Regions from separate parts of the Homo sapiens genome. Here region 1 is linked to region 2. A link is a loop called in an ENCODE intact Hi-C map of the cell type or tissue named here. Cell type or tissue: Caco-2. All regions are shown on one strand. Links, peaks and the distances in the headings refer to the core of each region. The heading gives the core; the rest is flanking DNA. Region 1 holds the start of METTL17 (methyltransferase like 17). Region 2 holds the start of RNASE7 (ribonuclease A family member 7).

Evidence for each region. Hi-C counts contacts between places; a loop is a spot of excess contacts. Peaks named below come from ENCODE experiments on the same cell type or tissue, not always from the same donor. Only the 100,000 strongest peaks of a DNase experiment are listed, where the experiment ranks them.
Region 1: a loop joins it to region 2, with 8 times the contacts of the local background. A loop is called at or near these places in 8 of 110 quality-filtered maps.

What each region holds. Positions count from the first base shown.
Region 1 is chr14:20,981,362-20,992,289 of GRCh38, reverse strand. It overlaps METTL17 (methyltransferase like 17), which reads right to left and starts at 2,310. Exons shown (of 14, transcript NM_022734.3): 1 at 2,213-2,310; 2 at 1,907-2,060; 3 at 1,692-1,826; 4 at 85-166. The coding sequence starts at 2,287. It also overlaps the pseudogene LOC100130571. RefSeq lists an enhancer at 1,734-1,783 and a silencer at 2,534-2,663. In Caco-2, for the core only: no CTCF peak of the experiment used is centred there; DNase peaks (open chromatin) are centred at 1,939 and 2,389; H3K4me3 peaks cover 1,828 bases.
Region 2 is chr14:21,039,212-21,049,926 of GRCh38, reverse strand. It overlaps RNASE7 (ribonuclease A family member 7), which reads right to left and starts at 7,565. Exons shown (of 2, transcript NM_032572.4): 1 at 7,485-7,565; 2 at 5,694-6,974. The coding sequence starts at 6,934. The coding sequence ends at 6,464. It overlaps LOC105370398 (a long non-coding RNA gene), which reads left to right and starts at 1,232. Exons shown (of 4, transcript XR_943588.3): 1 at 1,232-1,665; 2 at 1,781-1,872; 3 at 2,997-3,061; 4 at 3,419-3,530. It also overlaps a transcript of NDRG2 not described here. RefSeq lists a silencer at 10,625-10,715. In Caco-2, for the core only: a CTCF peak has its summit at 9,651 (motif pointing right); a DNase peak (open chromatin) is centred at 9,686.

The DNA.
Region 1 (10,928 bases), core at 1,235-3,734, 51 kb after region 2:
AATTGATTGTGTAATTGTACTCCCCCAACTCTCTTTCTAAAGTCTACCTTTGCTTTCTTGTGCACCTCTTCTGGGCCCCCTTACCTCAGTTCTTGCCAATGGTAGGTAGTTTTACGTAGTGCGTGTAGCACTGCTCCACGAAGTTTCTCCTCTGTCTGAGATAAGTCTGTGGTGAGAACAAGGACTGGAAGTCAGGACCTAGGGAGAACAGGGCTCAGATCCAATATCTGAATATACTGCCCACCCAGTCCTCCCCGACTCCACCTAAGAAAAGCCTTAAAGCTCAAGGGAGACGACAAACCTAGAGAAAAGTTTCAGGCAAGAATTAACGGTAACAACTACCACTAACAGATTGTATCAGATAGCATTTTATTTATAAGAATGGTTTATTCAGCTTAACCAATCCTGTCCCACAGGTTTGTTTTATATTAAAGGAAAGTGTGATACAAATTTAAAGGGTAAGCTGGGTGCGGTGGCTCACGCCTGTAAGCTCAGCACTTTGGGAGGCTGAGGCAGGCGGATCACGAGGTCAGGAGTTTGAGAACAGCCTGACCAACATGGTGAAAACCTTTCTCTACGAAAAATACAAAAATTAGCCAGGCGTGGTGGCGTGCACCTGTATTCCCAGCTACTTGGGAAGCTGAGGCAGGAGAATCACTTGAAACCGGGAGGCAGAGGTTGTGGTGAGCTGAGATCGCACCACTGCACTATAGCCTGGGCAACAGAGCAAGACTCTGTCTCAAAAAAAAAAAATTTTTTTTAAAGGGTAGGCCAAGGACATTATTTTTTGGATTTCTTCACTTCTCCAAAATTTAAGGTTTTGATGATCTCCACTATTCCTATGGAGAGGAAAGAAATCTGAAAATCTACGTCTCATGACTGTTCAGTTCAGTACTATTTAGCAAGTATCTACTGAACTACTGTGAGCCAGGTACTGTGAGGTGTGCAGGGAATGCAAGATGAATAAATGGTAGTGTCAAGGAGCTCACAATCATGAAACTAACTTGATGAATTATATTTACCCTCTTATCCCAGAAGAGGGTTTCAGTACTGGGCAGGGACCATCCAGGGACTTTATTTTACCTGAATAAAAACTTAGAAGGTCCTAATCCAGTGGACTTGCAGAAAAAAATAAATATCTAGATTTTAACAGTATATTGGTAGCCAGGCGCGGTGGTTCATGCCTGTAATCCTAGCACTTTGGGAGGCCAAGGTGGGCGGATCACCTGAGGTCAGAAGTTCGAGACTAGCCTGGCCACCATGATGAAACCCCGTCTCTACTAAAAATACAAGTAGCCGGGTGTGGTGGTGCACGCCTGTAATCCCAGCTACTGAAGAGGCTGAGGCAGGAAAATCACTTAAACCCGGGAGGCGGAGGTTGCAGTGAGCCGAGATCGAGCATTACACTTCAGCCTGGGTGACAGAGCAAGACTCTGTCTCAAAGCAAAAACAAAACAACAAAACAAACAAACAAACAAAAAACAGTATACTGGGACATTCTGACCTTTACCTAAGCAATCTCTAAAATAATCTACCTTCTTTTAGTAAGGCATCATTGTAACAACTGCTGCTCTGGTTAGAAAGTCAAATAAGAGACTTCAGTATCTGAGAGATTGTAGAATTATTTCTTACTCTTCATTTCTAACCGATATTTCAATCTCGCCCACTTTTTAATTATTCTTAAGTCCTACCTGGGTTTTCCAGGAATTTTTTCTCAAGATGCCTAGCCCGTCTTTGCAACTCCTCTGGCTCTACAGGCAAATGTCTGCTCCAGAGATAACTGGTCAGTGTTTGCACCTGATTCTCCATAGTGGGCCCAGCGCTCCCTATGGGCCAAAGACGAAAAGCGGAATCACTTGCATGTAGGTCCAGTCCCGTTTCTTCTCGCTTTCCCGCCGTTACTCACCAAGTAGCAATAACTGGGCACCGTTAGCCAGTGCCTGTGGCAGCCGCACGTGCGGCAGCTTTAGGATGCCAGGGTGCTGGCGATGAGGCCTCTTCTGCAGGAAACCGGACTTGTTATCTACCTGGGTCACTCCGGGTACTAAGGCGGCGAGCGCCTGCAGGCAGAGAAAGGTAGGTTGATTTCCTGGCAGAAAGGAAAGTTGCTGGCAATCGCTAGGGCGGGGGCTGCCAGGAGCGCTCCTCCTCTGCGCGGAGATGTCTCTGCAGATCCAGAGTCTCTCCGACAGCAGGGAATGTAGGCACTCACCCGGGCCTGGGGAGCCACTCCAAGGCCGGGGCACCATCTTCCTAATGTCAGTAGACACTTCAGTGCCGCCGCCATGGCTCCGGAGGCGAACCGGAAACGGAAATACAGGTGCCTGTGACCCTCAGTCCCAACGCCGCAAGGAGCAGCCTTCGCAGAACTTCTCCCGACAGTTTCAGCCAACGAGAAGAGCGAGTGTTTGCCAGCAGCCAATAAGCAATGGTTATATAAATAATCCTTGAGGCAGAAACCGTGTTTGGGCCGACTTGAAGGCTGCGTTGGGCCTGGTCACCGGCCCCAGAAATCAAGAGGGTGGGGTGGGGCGGGGCGGGACGGGACGGGGGCGGGATGGGGTTGGGTGTGAGCGCGCCAGCAAAGACTGTTTCTGGGAGTACTGACTTCCTGTGTTCTTTGCATTCCTCCGCGGAGAACTCTGAGTCTTGGGTTGTTTCCCTGTGTGAAAAAGGGAGACTGCAGTAACGGAAAGAAGAGAAAAATCAGATTTAAGCGACTGAAGAAAACAGAAATTAATAGTTAAATGATTATTGAATAGTTAATAGTTTGATAAATATTAAACCTAGTTAATAGGTTTATTTATTTTTTTACATTTGTTAATTTCTCTTCAAATGAGACCAGTCTTCTTAGTAAGCTAACATAACACTTACTGAGAACACCTATGTGCTAGGTACTTCAGGGAAAAGGACTGATCCCCACTTCACAGAAAACATGGTTCTGACGGGGACCCTCCTGTGTCTGCTGCTACGTCAGAGTGTTTCCCCCAGGCCCAGGACTTAGACAGTAGCCGTCTGATTACCTGAGGTGCAGAATCTCAGGTGGGTCCAGCCACTATTGTGACGTGATAATATAGCATAGGGGAATGGTCTCCAGAGTCTGCAAGCTCATCAACACCTTCATTCACTAGAGCATCAGAAGGATAAATGGCATATGCAAGGCGATATCTACTTTCGGGACCTGACAGTGGACAACTGCTACCTCAGTCTCCGAACACTTGAGCTCACCCAGTGTGTGATTTCTGTGGGCTCCTGGCCCCCTAATTTCCGTTACAGGTTTAGGATGTTCTCCCAGCACATCCACTTGACCTGTGTGTGGAACCAGCCAGTTCATCTGGAGGGCTAGACTCCTGAGTCATCAGGCTAGGGCCTGATGATCTCAGGCCCCAGCGCCCTAATTGGACTTTCCTTCTGTGGTTCTCTACCTTATTCGACTTCTTCCCCAAATCTGCAGACCTCACCGACTGCAGCCTGCCAGCTCTCTCAGGGCTCCTCATCTCGGGGTGAGGTGGGGTGAGGAGACATGGGTGGACAGGGGGAGAAGGGCCGCTCTGCCTCTTCCAGGCGGAACCGCCCTTCCTGTAGATGAATGCATGGCCCACTGACACATCCTAGGCTGACACTTGCCTCTTTTCCAGCTTTTCCTCAGTCCTCCTTTTACCTGGGAATCTTTCCTGGGTGCTCAAAAGGGTCACCACAGTGACCTCTACCCCTCCAGTGAGAATGCTCACGTTCAGAGTCGTGATTCTGTGTGTGCCCTGGGCTGAGGACTCTGCCCTAGAGATATCTGAGGAATGGAACCATTAAATTAAATTGATACCTGTTGATATCTCTCCAGACTATTAAGTCCACAACCCAGGCCGTCTCAAAGGTTCTTACTCCTGAAGCCATCCCTCATTTTTTGTGCGAGTCTTGCCCAAATGCCAGGGTGCTGGCGATGGGGCCTATTCTTGCCCAAATGCACAGATAATTCTGAAGATTGGGCCATACTAGATGTGTGTGTTGGAAGATCTGCCAAGATTCTACTGTCAGCTAGTCAGAGCTCTTGAGTAAATCCCTCAGCATCTTGTCCTTATAATTCTATTCATATAGCTGAGATCATGTCACGGCTCCAAAAGCCACCATCCAAATTATGGGCATTTTCTGTCCATAAAACTTTGTGAAATGATTCCTTGTAGGAAATTTATCCAAGGGAATCACCAGATCTCAAGTACCTTCATAGTAGTTCAACTCCAACGCATAAGCCACCGCGCCTATGTAGGGGCTCCACACAATGTTTGCACTCCACACAATGTTTGCGCTCCAGGATAAGAGAAGGAGAGAAGGGAGAAAGGGATGCAACTTTCACCTCAATGGGAGTGAATGAATGGCCTCTTCAAACATGACCTGTCTGGGATTCTGAGTCATTCTAGTTCCCCTGCAACAGTAGGAGCCATCTTGACTTTATCTCTGAATCTCAGTGTCTGTCTTATTCTGTGCTTGGGTTTTAGTAGGTTACCAGTGTTTGCAGAAGTGACCCTGCCTGATTTGCGGTGGACTGTGAAGCTAAGTGTCTACTCTTTTCCCTCCGTAGGCCACTGGGAGGACAGATGATGCTCAAGTTTCCCTTTTTCCTCTTGGTCTTATGTCACTTACTGCTTTCTTTTCTTTTTTTTCTAGCCTATTGTTTTCTTTTTAAGACAGGTGACATTCTGTCACCCAGGTTGGAGTGCAGTGGTGAGAACATGGCTCACTGCAGCCACACATCCTAGGTTCAAGCGATTCTCCTACGTCAGCCTCCTGAATAGCTGGGACGACAGGTGTATGCTACTGTGCCTGGCTAATTTTTTATTTTTTTCGAGAGATGGGGTCTTTCCACGTTGCCCAGGCTGGTCTTGACCTCCTGAGCTCAAGCGATCCTCTGGCCTTGGCCTCCCAAAGTGTTGGGATTACAGGCGTAAGCCACCGCGCCTGCCTTATTCTATTGTTTCCTTTCTCTCCCACCCTCCCACTTCTTTTCTTCCTCCCTTCTTTTATTCCTTTTTTTTCACAGCACAAGATATCTTCTAATGTAAATATTTGATTCTTTATGATAAATTAAAAAAAGACTGGGGTGCAAATCAGAATCAATCACATTTTTTTCTTACTCCTTGGGGGCTCATTTGACTCTTGAGTGGGAAAGAGGCAGATCCCAGGTGAAGCCTCAGTCTCTTGGCCTAAGGCAGGGAGAAGCATGAGTCAGATCAACATGATGATTCATCTGAGTCTCAACCATGAAGAAATTCACGGATTGTACAGGGTTTTCTGGTGCAGTCAGCTTTCTTGTGTTGTGACTTGGCTGATTAACTCATATTCAAGGCCAGAACTACTGTTGCTGTTGAGACTAATCCAATTACAAAGTATTCTGCTGCGGGGGAGGGATCTTCCAATTGGATCTGATCTCCTTTGGCAAAAATCTATGTTGAGGAAAGCAAGGAGGTTCTGGAGGGATTATAGATTTTGAAAACTCTGGCTCGGGCAGACCCAGCATGGCTTCCTACAGATATAGGATGGGGGATCACCACAGAGCAGTGTTAGTCTTGGCATGGGATGGCATGAAAGGATCGCTGATATCCTCAGAAGATGAATGGTGGTCACACAGGAGCTTCTTTGGAGGTGCATTGTGGACTCTTAACACATGGATAAAGTCTTAGAGGAAAATCCAAGGATTGGACACCCATTGGGGGTCTCGTATATCTCTCCTGAGGGACTGAGACCCTGAAATAGGGACCGGAATGGCCAGGGCAGTGAGAGAATGTAGAAGTCTTTCTATTCTCAGTTCATGTTTCTCAAGAAAATCTAAAAGTTATCCCATTAAAATGTTCTGGGTTGGGGGCCTCCATTGTTTAACAACTAGGTCAATGGTTTCCAGTTCAGACTCGGGAGAGGAATCCCAAGAAGGAAACTCTGGCTTATCATCTACTTCTCCAAGCCTTCTAGAAATACCATTTCTAATGTACTGTCCTGCAACAGGGACCAATTCAAGACAGAACTTTCCAGAAGGATCTGTTTGTGTTTTTGAGAACTACTGGGAATGGCCAGCACAGCCACCTGGCCTAGGAGACTTGCTATTATACAGAAAATGAAGAAAAAATGTGAGAAGAAAGGGATGAAGAAAGAGAAGATAAAGAGGAAAGAAAGATATATAATGGGGAAAGACATTTATCCATGATAGGGAGTTTATTTTTCGTTCTTGAGTTGGTGGAATTCTTTACTGACCATGTTAGATGTGCCACACTCTGTGTTAAGGGCTAAAGCTAGGAGAGGAGGAGACTGTGTTATGGGAAGTGGTATTTTTTTTCTTGTTCAAATCTTGTTCCAAATTTCTACTTTGAATTTGGTGGAGCTGTTTTTGTTCAAGCTCTGATAGTACTGTGGGCATCAGACATCTATGAAATCTTCTACAAGCCAGTTCAGCTTCCTCTCCCTCCTCCTCCTCCTCCTCTTTCTTCTTCCTCTTCCTCTTCTTCTTCTTTTTTTTTTAAGACAGAGTTTCACTCTTGTTGCCCAGGCTGTAGTGCAATGGCATGATCTCGGCTCACTGCAACCTCTGCCTTCTGGGTTCAAGCGATTCTCCTGCCTCAGCCTCCTGAATAGCTGGGTTTACAGGCGTGCGCCACTATACCCAGCTAATTTTTTTTTTGTATTTTTAGTAGAGATGGGATTTTTCTATGTTGGCCAGGCTGGTCTCAAACTCCTGACCTCAGGCGATCCACCTGCCTCGGCCTCTTAAAGTGCTAGGATTACAGGTGTGAGCCACCATGCCTGGCCTCTTTCTTCTTTTTAATCCTACTCCAGCACTCCAAAGAGCCATGTTGTATAAAGGGGAGCCTAAAACCCAAAACAAGTAGAGCAAGGGAGGGCCATTCCAAGGAGGAACCCAGCTTCTTTTTTGTTTTTAGCAACACCCCTGTTTCTCTCTTCATACAAACATTCTCCATCTCATCACACCTCTATGCTGGAAACTTGAGTCTTTGGATTTCTTGCTGTTCAAAATTCTGCAGTGAATTAAAGCAGTCTGTTCAGTTCCTCCTGAAGTGATTCCACTGCTCCATATGCATTGGATTTATCTTCTCTAGATTTTAGTCTTGACCTGATTAATGCCTCCATTCCATGTCAACTAACATAAACCTAAAAAAAAAAAAACACAGATCTTTATGTAAAATCTGTAAAAGAATGAATATCTACTTTGCCCTCCTTCCACAGGGAACCCGGCCCATGTAGGCCCTGGGGCCACAGAATGCGGGCAACTGCTGTTCAAGGACCAGCATGAGGGGGCCAGGGCCAGGGTGCTGCTTTTGGGAATGCTGTACACTTCAGCCATTGTGGCTTTTGTGTTGTATAAGTGTTGCAGATGCAGAGATGGCTGGGGGTCTGGGTGCCCTGAGTCTGCATCTCTCATGGGGGCACCATAGTACTGAGAGCAAGATACAGTTTCCGCTGTCTGTAAAATGAAGATAATAGTTGATTGGCCTCCAACATTATAGAGTAATTTTAAGGATTCAGCGAGGTAAGGCTGAATGTGGAAGGCACGTGGTAAACTGTAAATGAATAATGACCATCACATTTAATTTTCCTACAATCTGATAAAGAGTAGCCACTTGCTTGAGGTCACCCAGAGCAGCAACTGGTGGAGCTGGACACTCAGCTAGTGTTCATACTACTAAAGTGGGGCCAACTGTGGCACAAGGGGTTGATTGCTGCAACCATAGTGTTTCTAGAGTTCAAGACATCAAGTGGTCTCATGTTCTCCTAGGGAGAGAGGCCCTTAAATATGAGTTGATGGTACATTTTGGAAAGTAAACTTTCTAGGACAGTATCTTCAGCCCTGACCCTATTGTTTATTTGCATTAGAAAATAAAACCGATTGAACCAATTTTGATGTATGAAACTAGAAGAGATAGCTAATAATGATCCCAGGTAGACATGACAGGCTAGGATGAGTGACTGGATTTAATAATGAAATTTAACAAGGATAGTTTAGTAAATTCTATCCTTCGGCGTGAGTACAGTCTGGAAGAAGATATTTCTTAGCAGCAGCACTTATGAGAGAGACTTAGGCCTACCCGTTGACTAATAAGTTTATGGTGTGATGTGACAACCAACAACCTACTTCCCAAATCAATGGTAGGAACAAGGTGTTGTGCTTTATCTACTGACCAGAACATTCCTGGAGAATTTTTGTCTCCCAGAACTGCCTTAAGAGCGCTATATGTTCAGTAAAGCAACCAGAGAAAACTATGCAAAATGAGCCCTGACTGAAAAGATCAAAGATATTAAACCAGAAAAAACTCAGGAAAGGGAGCAAGGGTATGCCCATTGTCTTCAAATTCCTGAGGAACTATCACGTTGAAGAGCCATTATTTTGGAAGGCTCTAATCAGGGCTATGGAAAGAAGATACATGAAGGACAAATTCTGGCTTTGTATATGAACTGTCTAACAACCAGAGCTCAATCAAACGCGAGAGAGCTGCTCATTCCTGGAGGTGTTTCAGCAGACCGAATGACCATGTGTGGGACACGATGACATGTTGCTTCATGTGCTGGGTGAGGAACTAGACTAGAAGTAATTGTGATTCTCTGAGGTAAAATCCCAATAGCATTCTCTACCTTAAATGACACTCCTCTCTTTACTGGCTTTGGAGACTGAGGTGATGGAGCAGAACAATTTTGCTGCAGTATTGCCCCTTTTTTCTTCCACAACAGGGGAAAGATGAAGCTGCAGTTCTCCAAGAGGAGTCAGGCAAGAAGCACCCATTGCAGTTGGAGCAACAGCTGATCCAGGCAGAGCAGCACCTGGACAATCTGGTGGCCCCGCTGGACCCCCTTTTTGAGTGTGTGACTACTCTGGCTGGAGCCGTAAGAGCTTCTGAACATGCAGCTACGAACCGTGAAGCTGCTACAAGATAGCAAGCCAGATAAGGGTATGGTGGCTTCAGAACCAGAGGCCAGCATACCTTTTCCTGAGGACTTATGTATAAAGGAAGATGAGGAGGAGGCTGCTGATGGTCAGACCTGGGAGGAGCCCATAAACTGGAGCACAGAGACATGGAAACTAGCTACTTCCTGGCAGGTGGAACAGGTGCTAAGGAGAAGATGCAGCAAGGCTGTGGAAAAGGGCTCCAGTCACAGCCCCAGCTGGGAAGGAGGGACAACAGCTGAGGGTTTAGTAAAACAGAGTCTGTTCTTTTTTTTTTTTTTTTTAACTTCTGTTAATAGGGTACAAAGTTCAACAAAGTTTGTTCTTGATTAAAAAAAAAAGAATGAATATCTAATGTATAAACAACTCCAACTTAGATTTCCAAAATCTTGCATTCATTCACATTTGTGCTTCTTTCTACACAGCTGTCATTTACATTCCTAGGCTTGTATTTCACTATGTAAAATGGGAATTTAATCTTTATAAATGAGGCATTTATGTACTGCGCACTCTATTCCTGAAACTGTGTTAGTCACAGGATATATTAAGATACATGAAACGTAGTCTTGGTCCTTAAGTAGCTTATGGAGAAGCAGAGAAACTAAATATGTGATAGAAGCAATAACACTTATATGAACATTGCTTTTTGGGAGCACAGAGATGGAGGAAGTTACTTTGCCCATTGGGTCTAGGAAGGTTTCTACAAGGAGGCTCCACCTGAGCAGGGTCATGAGGGTGAGCAAGGGTTTGCTGGGGCATTCAGGAAGGGAAGGACAGTGCATGCAAAAAGATTGGCATGGGAAAATGTACAGAGATGGGGAAGTGTATTGAAGGTAGGGAAGGCGTGAGTGGTTAGAGGTGTTAAATCACTGGGTCAAGTTCTAGGTGAGAAACATTGGAATTAGACCCTTGAACTGTATGTAATCTTCCAACAAAATTAATTCACATATTTTTCACTATATTTTTACATTCTTGTCATCTGAAAATGCAATGTTGTTGTTAATGCCCTTATATGAATATGGACACAAATATTGACCTGAACAGGACTGAAGGTAGAGCTAATAGGACTTAGCCATCTCATTCTGTGGAATTCCTTAATTCCTTAAATTATTAAGCAAGTTTTAATTAATTAATTAATTAGTTTATTCATTCGTTCATTTATTTATTAGAGACAGGGTATCAGCCTGTTGCCCGGGCTGGAGTACAGTGGCACAAGCATAGTTCACTGCAGCCTCAACCTCCTGGGCACAAGTGATCCTCCTGCCTCAGCCTCCCAAGTAGCTGGGACTATAGGAACATGCCTCCATGCCAGGATAATTTTTTAATTTTTTTGGAAAAATGGGGTCTTGCTTTGTTGCCAGGTGTGTCTCAAACTCCTGGCCTTGAGTGATCCTCCTGCTTTAGTCTCTCAAAGTGCTGGGATTACAGGCATGAGCCACCATGCCTGGCTGCAAGTTTGAAAATATATGTTGTGTGGGATGCAGTTTTATAGGTGATGAGGATGTAAACAGGACTGAGGTGTAGTGTAGTCCCTCTGTGATGCATATAGTCTCAATGGGTAGAACGAGCTGTACTCAAGTGTTTATAACATGAGGCTAAACTCACATATTACAGTCACAGCAGATATATCTGGCTCAAGACCTATTCTGATTGGCCTATGCAGTGTTTTTTGTTTGTTTGCTTTTATTTATTTATTTTTAAAATAATTTTTGGATATGGTGGCAACCTTTCCAAATGGAGATTTTCACATAAAGAATTTGGATTCCTGGCCGGCTGTGGTGGCTCATGCCTGTAATCCCAGCACTTTGGGAGGCCGAGGCGGGCAGATCACAAGGTCAGGAGATTGAGAACATCCTAGCTAACAGGTGAAACCCCATCTCTACTAAAAATACAAAAAATTAGCCGGGTGTGGTAGTGGGCGCACGTAGTCCCAACTACTCGTCGCTGAGGCAGGAGAATGGCGTGAACCTGGGAGGCGGAGCTTGCAGTG
Region 2 (10,715 bases), core at 8,182-10,681:
TGCATACCTGTAATCTCAGCTACTCAGGAGGCTGAGGTAGGTGAATCGCTTGAACCTGGGAGGCCAAAAAGCTCAACAAGGTTGCAATGAGTCGAGATCGTGCCACTGCACTCTAGCCTGGGTGACAGAGCAAGACTCTATCTCAAAAAAAAAAAAAAAAGAAGAAAGATGTCTGAGATCCATTTGATATTGAATGCCACTTTGTAAATATCACAAGGCTTGTTCAAAAAAGCCCGAGTTCTTGCCTAAATTATTCATGTAATCTTGGGCAAAGTGTTTAAGTCCTCAGGGTTATTTTGCTCATTTGCAACATGAGGAAGGCATGACTAGATGATCTCCGAGAACACTGGACAAGATGTCTTGCAGCATTATAATGTTATGATTACTACTGGGAGAGCCCTAAAGCCATGGAGATAGGAAATTTCATCTTGTGCTAAATGCCACGACCCAAGCAGGAATTTGTACTAATTCACACCACAGTTAGTTTATGTTTTAAATGTGTAAGTTCAACTAAGTTTCTATGAAAAAACCATAGAAAGTAATGACCACAATGTTTTTCTGCTATAACCAATCCACTGGACATGAGTCACAGGCGTTGGTGGAGGTTTTGAGTGATGAAAAATGAACCAGAAAATGGAGCTGAATCAGAGGGTGGGAAAAATATAAGAGGCTTCCACGATGGAAGTGAGGGGATAGTAAGCCTTCCTAAGGACTAATTTAAATATCTCAGGAGGGGAAGTTGGAAATGTCACTAGAGCCCTGTCTCCATCAATTGCTGCAATAATCAAATCCTTTGGATGGGAGGGAATACAGAGGGCACCCTCAAAAGTTAGTGGTCCTAAGTCCTCCAACTTATTTTCATATCTTTGGATTCATAAATTCACAGAGGTTGCAGAGGAGAAAAACTTCCCTTAAGTAATCTTAACAGAAATTCTCCAAAGCCCCCTTTTACTTCTCCTTCAACTCAAAGTACCCATCCATTCCTCCCAAATAACCTTATCTACAGAAACTAATACATATTGTCCTTTTTGTCTGACCTTGAACCTTCCCTTATCTACTCTTGGCTAGGAGCTTTTTGGCAAGAGGCGGATGAGGAGGAGTTTGGCCTCCCTTGTTTAAATCCTTTGTTCTTCTGTCACGGAAGTCAGGCCTGCTCCATTCATCACAGGTTTGACCACTCAACATTTGACACCACAATGATAAATAGAAATGCTAACACCATTCAAACTTTCCCTACATGCTAGTCACTGTACTAAGTGCTTTATATGTATTGTTACTTTTAATCCACATTATACTCTTGTGAAGTGGTAGTGAAGATCCATGTCCCTGAAGGTATTCAAGCCCAAAAACCATCTGTTGGTAACATTATTGCCAGGCGCATTGGCTCACACCTGTAATCTCAGCAGTTTTGGGAGGCTGAGGAGAGTAGATCACCTGAGCTCAGGAGTTTGAGATCAGCTTATATAGATGGGGAAACTCCCACCTCCCTAAGCTAAGAGGCGTTCTATCACAGTGTGTATTTTCATCACGAGCACACATTTTTATTTACCTTTCCTCTTATGAACTGTGGACTTCTTACAAGATCTCATTAGCAATGTGGGCTTTCTCATGTCCCTGTGGCTCCGTGGATGTTCCCAAGCTTACTGGTTTTGGAGTCTTGCACAGGTAAGCATCCTGATAAGAGCTATAACTGCTCTTCTTTTTGCCCATTCATGGTGGGGTGGGGGTAGGGGGAGGACATTAGAATGAAGCTCTGAAGTCTTTGAAGCACTTTTGGAAGCCCAGTTGTGCAGGTGCATGGAAGAAATGTGATGAAATGAGTTGAAGCTCTCCCAAGGAGAAGAGAAGGCCCCCTGGATGTTGTTGCTACTGGTATGTTTTTTGGTGCCATAGCTCAAGGGTTATCCCCCAGAGCCCCAGACACTATGAAGAGGGCCAAAGGGTCCTGATCTTAAGGGCAGGGTGTAGGCAGAGGAAATCCCTGGAGCTGAGGATCCTTCTCTTCACAGTGATTCTGTTGGCCCTCTTCATGGTGTCTAGGGCTCATTTACTTCAGTGTGTGGAGACTTCTGGGAACCAGAGTCATGTAGAAAAGTCTCCTCCCCAGTCTACCTCAGATAGTCTCCCTTCTAGGAGAGCCAGCTCATCTAGCTCCAGTTCTTGGTTTACTTTCTTTACTGAACTCCATTTCCGCTCCTTTACTCCATGTTGAAACAATTTAAGTCCATCTGCACAAGACTGGGCAAAGCTCCCCTGGACACCATCCTCCTCTCTCCAAGCTCCCAGCCCTAGAAACATAAATATCTCATAATTAAGCATTCTCCTTTTCCCATTCTTCAGCTTTCAAGTAGGAATGCATCACAGTTCAGCCAGCCTTGGTATTTGGCCCAAATTATTATCTTCTTGTATCTCAGCTTTGGCTTTTGGAAGGCTGAATAGTCAAATTCCTATTTCATCACTATTCCTGGCATCCTTTAACTTGGCTGTGATCAAGGTCACACGAAGGATTGAGTGACAAATCTATTCAGGTAGGGCACCACTAATAAGAATAGGCCAGGCCATTTGGATTTATTGTTAATATCTGAATAGTTACTTCCAAATATTGGTGAGTACTCTAGATGTAACCTGGAGTGAAATTTTCCTTGTGAGCTTAAAAAAAAATTATTATATTGAAATTCTACCAGCCAGTGGAAGTATAAATGGGTATTTATTATTATTTATTATTTTTAAGAAAGATGCTATTATTAATTGTTGTGAAAGCTTATATATGAAACAATTATTTAAAATTTCCACATGGTTAAAAAATAGGAAATTAGTTGACCGATAATATAAATAATAGAAGAGAGTGTGTTAGCTAGATAACTTTAGGGAGAACCTTATGTCCCTTGATCAACAATGATTTGAACTGTGCAAGTCCACTTACATTCAAATTTTCATCTGCTTCTGCCATCCCTGAGACAGCAAGACCAACCCCTCCTCTTCCTTCTCCTCCTCAGCCTCCTTAACGTGAAGACAATGAGGATGAAGACTTTTATGATGAGCCACTTCCACTAAACGAATAGTAAATATTTTTTTCTTCCTTATGATTTTCTTAATGACACCTTTTTTTTCTCTAGCTTACTTTATTGTAGGAATATGGTACATAATACATATAGCATACAAAATATATGTTAACTGAACGTTTATGTTATTGGTAAGGCTTCAGGTGATCAATAGGCTATTAGTAGTTAAGTTTTGGGGGAGTCAAAGGTTATACTTGGATTTTCGACTGTACACTAGGCACCCTTAACCTCCATGTTGTTCAAAAGCCAACTGTACTTTCTGAGACCAAGGTATGTATGTATGTATGTATGTATGTATGTATGTATGTATGTATGTATGTATTTGTTTTGAGACAGGCTCTCATTCTGTTACTCAGGCTGGAGTGCAGTGGTGCCCAGGCTGGAGTGCAGATCATGGCTCACTGCAGCCTCAACCTTCTGGGCTCAAGAGATCCGCCACCTCAGCCTCTGGAGTAGCAGGGACTACAGGCATGTGTCATCATACCCAGCTAATTGTATTTTTTGTAGATATGGGGTTTCACTATGTTGCCCAGACTGGTCTCAAACTCCTGGGCTCAAGTAAGCTGCTCTGGTTAGGCCTCCCAAAGTGCTGGGATTACAAGTGAGAGCCACTGTGCCTGGCTGAGCCCAATGTATTTACAACAATTTAATAAACACCACAAGTAGTATTTAATTTAACAAATAGTACAGAACAGAACAATAGAAATTAGATTATATCATAATTCTATCTATGATTTAATTACTCTTTTTAGAATTGATTGGTGTATTATGATTTATTATGTAAATAAAATAATCCCTTAAGAAGTATACATATTTGAAAGACTTTTTTGAAAATGAGATATAACTTACATAAAATACACAAATCTTTTTTTCTTATTTATTTTTATGACCACCTGCTGCCTTTTGAAACAAATCTTAAGTATACAGTTCAATGAGCTTTCACATAGGAAACATATCCAGACCAAGAATAGAATATTTCCAGGTCCTCAGAAGGCTCCCCCATGCCCCTTCACAGTTATACTTCCCCAAGGCTACAACTATTCTGACCTGTATCACCACAGGTTACTTCAGAACTTTCTAGTTATTTAATGCTATTTAGGTCAACTTTTAATGCTATATTAGGTCAAGTTTCAAGAAAAAGTTTTAGTTGGAAATTCTTCTTATTTTGGGAGGATGCATTGAAGGCATAATTTTAGCCACTTTAAATTTTGTGAGGAGAATGTCTCTAAAACCATATTATCCATAAGAAAGATCATCAATAAAGAAGATAGAGTTGTGAAAAAAGAATAAAATGAAGAGAAAAATCGGCTGCCCCAAGTATCTTGCTTTTCTGTGCACCACAAGTGAAAATCATCTCTTTAGGATGGTAAATGTAGTATACTGACCACAAGAGTTCAAAACAAATTCAGATTTTGGATAAACTTCAGATTTATTCAAGAATCCCAGAAGTCCATTCGATGATGGCAATGTTCTGTTTTCAGGTAACATTTGTTTTTACACTCAGTCGTTTGGCTGTTGTGACCAACTCATCCACTTATTGGCCCTCATTCTGTTAGAACTGTTTAATGATCTGCTCTCCTTTCCTTTAATCATCCTTTCCTTACTTTCTCTCCTCATCATCTCAGACAACCTGGCTGCCCTCCCAGGACTCTGCCTGCGGGCTTGTCCTCTAACCCACTCATGATCATCACTCTGGCAGAAGGAAGTCTCTCGGGAGACCTTAGTGGGGGTATTTGCCTTGGTCTGCGTGTTTTCCAAAGATGGATATTGCTACTACTAGTTATGATCTAACACCTGTCAGTACTTGGGGCTGACAAGCGTTTCATAGATAGCATTTCCACATCTTTACCTGGAATCCTATTTGGCAGGTAGGATTCCTCACATTTTGCTGTAGAGAAACAGACAAGCCAATTGTTCGAGGTCATGTAGACGGGAGTCAGGATTTACACCTGATTCTGTCTGGCTCCAAAGCTTACTCTGACTCTGGTCAGTAGTAAAAAAGCACAGGAGTTGATGGGGAGGGATAGGTAGAGTGGAATCCTCAGCAGGGTTGGGAATGTCTTATAATGAATTTGGGTTTGAAATAGAACAGGCATGGGACACAATGCAGCTTGTTTGGGACTGAGATAAAGGAAGAAAGAAGGGGATGGTGCTGGTCAAGCAATGTTGGAGAGACCATCAGGACTGGCCAATACCAAGCCATACCTTCTCCAGCTCCAGTCCCCAGAACGAGAGAAATGGTATCTGTAGCCCAGGGGGACAGGGAAATGGCATTTTCGCATCTCAACCCCTCAGGCCTGGGCAGACTGCCAGAGTGGAGAGCCAGGGTAGCAATGAGGCAGGGGAGATCATTATCAGGAGGAAGGAAGCTCTGGCAGCTCCCACCAGCCTGTTTGTGACAAGCAGGCTCAGGGCCACGGAAGTCCCTTAAGGTCAAAGGAAATGTGATCCTGGATCTGGGGGATGAAGCTCAGACACTCCCTTTACCTTATGTCTTCAGGCCAAGGGGATCTGGCCAGAGCCAGGTCCAGGGCCTAGGTTGGAAGAGCAGTGGTCTAGAGAAACGGGAGGGGCAGTTAGAGAGGAAGAGAGAGAAGGAATAAAATGCCAGAGCACCTCATAAACAATCTCTTGGCTAGAGAGGTAATGACCTTTATTGCAGCCAACACAGGGTAACTGGCTCTTCAGAGCACTCGTTTCTTCATGAGTGAACTCTTACCTAGTTCACCGCTTGCCTCTGTAACAGTGACTTCTTTCTTGCGCAACTGGTAGAGTAGAAGGTACACTGTATTTAGAGCAAGGAGACCTAGGTTCAAGTCCAGGTTCTGCTACTAACTAATTAGACAAGCTCTTTAATTCATTAAGCTTTCTAAAACCTTAATTTCCTCATCCATAAAGAAGGCATACAATCCCTGTCAAGTCTATGTCACAAGGGATTAGAGGATTCTATACAAATATGAAGTGGTATTTATTTATATTTTTCTTTCCTTCAGGTCACCTCACTGCCACGTCAGAGCTGGGGAAGACTTCTAGTTCAGGAACAGAAACAGCTGTGTCCACAAATCCCATATGCCCCCTTTCCATTTATTTCCTCTCCTTGTCATGCTGCCCTAATGCCAGGGGGCAGGGGAGACATGTGCAATGGCATAGACCAGGGAACCCACAGACCTGAGCTTGCTGTTTCTTGGGGATAAGCATCTGGGAAAACAGCAACAAAAAGATGAAAAGCCATCCCTCTAGAGCTCAGCTCACCAGAGTGTCAGCTTCAGCCTCCCAGCAGAGGCTGAACCAGGAACAGCCCCAAGAGATGAGGGGAAGAGAATGCTCTGGGTGTAGGGGAGTGGTGCGGAGTCCTGGAGAGGGAATTGAAGGTCAGCCAAAGAGCAAGCCAGTCTGGAAACCTAAAGGACTCTGTCCAAGTGTACAGGAACCAGGTGGAATTGCTGAGAGTCCTTTTTCTGGGGAGGCTTACAGGCCACTACGTAAGACTTGTTCTGTCGCTTCTCTTTGTACCTGCAGTTCGGATGCTTCCCTGAGGTGAGCTTACACATGGTCAGGGACACGGCCCCGTGGCTCTGGTGGCAGTTTTTATCGCCATTCTTGCAGGCTATTTTGGGGGTCTGGCAGGTGGCGGCCACACTGGAGAAAGGCTCGTGCAGGAAGGTGTTGAGGTCTTTGCACCGTTTTGTGTGCTTGTTAATGTTTTTCATGGCTGAGTTGCATGCTTGAGGGCTGGGCTGCATGTGCTGAATTTTAAACCACTGTGATGAGGTCATGCCCTTGGGCTTGGCACTGACTGGGATCTCTGCCACCCACAGCCCCAGCAGCAGAAGCAGCAGAAGGGGGCAGAATCCTGCTCTGGCCGGTGCCATCTCTCTTAGGAGGAGCAGTCAGGATGGAGGGCAGGGGTCGCTGGGACAGAGGTGTTCAGTTGAGAAATTAGTCCTCTTATACCTGCTCATATGAGCTAGTCACCCATCTCCCTACTCGGTTGTCTCCTTTCCTCACTTTGTGTCTCATCTCTGCCTCTTCTTCTGTGTGTCCACATCCACTGCAGCCCCAACAACAACCCTGTGGCCCCATCTCTCATCTTGTATTTCTGTTCCCTTCATTCTGTCCCTGTTGCCTGTCACTCTTTGTCCTCTCCCCTTTCCCTTAAGTCTCATCCCTTTTGTGTCTCCATGTTCCTGTGTCTGTGTCTCATCCTCTCCCGATTCCCATCTCGTCTGTGTTCCCATTCTTTTTCATTTTTTGCCTCCATCCCCAACATCACTCTCCCCTTTCCCCAATGCGTGTCCTCATCTCCCCTAAATCCAGTCCCTCCTTTATCCATTTTATCGCTCACCTGAGTGTACTCTCAGGATCAGAACCCATCCCTCCTTCTCTGTCCTCACTCCTCCCCAGATCCTGCCACAGCCTCACCTTTGCGCTTGGTCTTCGTGCTGTGACTCCTGCTCAGTGGGCTGAGGTGGTGTCCACGCACTCCTAGGCTGTCAGATCTCTGAGGGCCTCTTCTCACTCCTGAACTCCTTAAGAGCTGGCCCGGGCTACGCTGTGTCTGTTTGGGGGTGGGCTGGGAGCATCACTGGATCAGGAAATGAATCAGGTTCATGCCTCTCCACTTACATGTCCCAAATACGTGGACACCTAAGGATGCCTGTACCTGCCTAAACATGTTCAGCAATGAGGAAGCTTGAATCGTCACATTCGAAGACTGTATTTGTTCCCTGGCCACATGATTTTAATGACTCTTTAATAGAGCACCTGACCCAGGTGTCAACTGAAATCAATTTCAGGAAGAGTTGTCATTCATATCCTCTCATATACACTTCTGGCCCTTGATCCTGGGAAGAGTCAATCACTGTGGTGTTAAGGGTTGCTTCTTCTCTGACCTGAGGCACAGATAGGACAGCCTAGAAAGATGCTTTGTCTGGTTCCTTGTCATCTGGAGATACTGGTTATCTTTCGGAGGAGATGGAACAGACACGAGGGAAGTGGGTGAATGAATCATCACTGTCACGAGGCCTGGCACCATCCCCAATAGCGAAGCCATTCCACAATGATTCACAGGCCTCTCCAGTTCCAGGTACCAACCAAGGCCACATGGCTTTAGCTGGAGAAGGCAGCCAACACCTCTCAATTTCACTTGTTCCCTCCCTTTTTTATTGAAAATTGCAAAAATTTAATACTGCCCAAATGTTTGTGTTTAAAATGCTGTTGCTGCTCTCGACATCCTGCCTTAGTGCTTCCTTCACCTTGTATGTCCTGTTCCTTGTGGTGGTTACAGCTGTGTGGAGCATCTGGGTCAGTGCTACTCCAAGCTCTTGTGAGCTTGGAATATGACACTCAGGAGAACCGAGACACCAAGGCAGAGAAGCATCACCCTCTGTGGGTGAGAAGGCCTGTAAAACTGAGATGAGGAATATTTTTGTTTTCAGAATTTACCTGTAAGTAGTAGGCAATCTCAGAATCTTGGGCATGCTTCATTCATGTGGTCAACAAACATTTATCGAGCATCTACTAAGTGTCAAGATACTTGGGATATATCACTGAACAAAAAAGGCAAAAATGGCCAGGTACGGTGGCCCACACCTGTAATCCTAGCACTTTGGGAGGCCATGGCAGGAGGATTGCCTAAGGCCACGAATTCAAGACCAGCCTGGGCAATGTGGCGAAACCCTGTCTCTATAAAAAATTTGAAAAATTAGCCAGGCATGGTGGTGCATGCCTGTGGTCCCAGCTACTCCAGAGGCTGAGGAGGGAGGATTGCTTGAGCTTGAGAGATAAAATCTGCAGTGAAAATCATGATTGCACCACTGCACTCCAGCCTGGGTCACAGAGTGAGACCCTGTCTCAAAAAACAAACAAACAAACAAACAAACAACAACAAAAAACAAAGACAAAAGTCCCTGCCTTTGTAGAGCTTACATTCCATTGGAGAAAGACAGTAAAAAAAAATACGTATACTTTGCTCAAAGTGATAATGGCTAGGGAAAAAAGTAGAACAGTATAGGGGTTGGTGGTCAGTAATTTTACGTAACATCGTTGAAATCGCTGACTCTGGGGCAGAGACTTGAAGATAAGAGTGAACTTGTGATTATCCGGAGGAAGAATGTTCCAAGTGAAGAGACTAGCACTGCAAAAGCCCCAGAGCAGACAGATGCCTGAGGTGTTGGAGGAACAGCAGTGTGTCCAGTGTGGCTGGAGCAGGTAACTGAGAGTTCAGAGAGGGACCAGAGACCAGGTCATTGGGAAGACTTACGGACCATTTGAAGGCCTGTGGCTTTTACTCCAAGCACAGTAGGGAACCCTGGAAGGGTTCTAAGTAGATGAATAAAGAACGTGTCAGCTTAAAGGATTACCTGGCTGTTGTGTGGATTATAACTGTGGAGAAGTCGCACAACCCATCCTGATCATAAAGTTTGTGTTCTGGTCCAGAATTTATGATTCTAAGTCAGGAGGATGGGGAGTTTGTTTTGAGGCCAGGAGGACATTATTTTAGTAGCTGGACAGCACAGCTGTGGGTTGGGGGTCAGGATGAAGGATCTTTAGAAGCAAAAGTGGTGCTGGAGATGAGAAATGCCACTAGATGGCAAAAGAGAATCAAGAACAAGTTCACACAGGCCTCTGGCTCTTCTGGTTTGTCCTCAGCGAGGCCTTGGTTGGGGGAGCAGCTGTTCACTTCTTTGTTAAGGTATCCCAAACTTTGCAGGCTGAACTTCTGGATAGAAGTTCTGGATAGAGAATTATGCCCCTGCTGCCGTAGAAACATGAATGTTAGGAGATAAAATCCACGGTTTAAACCAGGCTGTGTATCAAATGTGTATCAGCACAGGCCAGTCTAGCCTTTGGAGTGGAGGCTGGATGGAAGGCTGCAAGCTCATTTGAATGCCTAGCTTGGTCTCCTTTCTACTTCTCATTATCCTAGAGTGGGATGTTTTCAAGCCATGATTTAAATTTCCCTCTACACTTGTGTTTTCCTGATATTATAATTATCCTAGTTTGCTCTTCAACTCGAGTATGCTGGGCTGCGTAGAAGGCTGCCTTAGGACTGTGTGAAAGTGAAATAAACATGGCCCTGCTGCTTCAGTCCAAAGGGAAAAGAGAGTAAGGTTTTAAGTTTGCACATGAAAATCGAAATTGAGTCGTACCTACCATACGTGCAATTCAACTGAAATCTTTGTTTTGCCTCAATTATTTGGATAAGGGAGGTGATTTTGTTTGTGTGCCCAAATTATCCAGCTTCCAAGATCTGCTTCACCTTGTACTTGGTAGGCTGATTTTGCTATTTTGGCTTCACTGCATTCATGGGGCAACAGAAAAAGATGGAGGAAGGGGGACAAGTTTAGGAAGAACAAAAAGATTCAGGCATCAGGCCAGGGACTGGTTCAGGAGTTTCACAGGAGGAGAAGAAAGACTCTGAGAGAGAGAGCAAGAGCAGAAGACAAAACAGTGGGAGAGAAGACAGAAGGGAAGAAAAAGTCCCTTACACCAGCAATCTCTACCCCTGCTTCCTTCTCATTCTATCGTCGAAGTCACTTCTGTTGGCCCAGCTTCTCCTTAGGCTGTTGTGTGTGTGTTTAAGTTGGGGCGGGTGTTGTGAAAATCCCAACAGTGCCAGGTGGACCTCTGCCTGTCTTCCCCACAGGACAA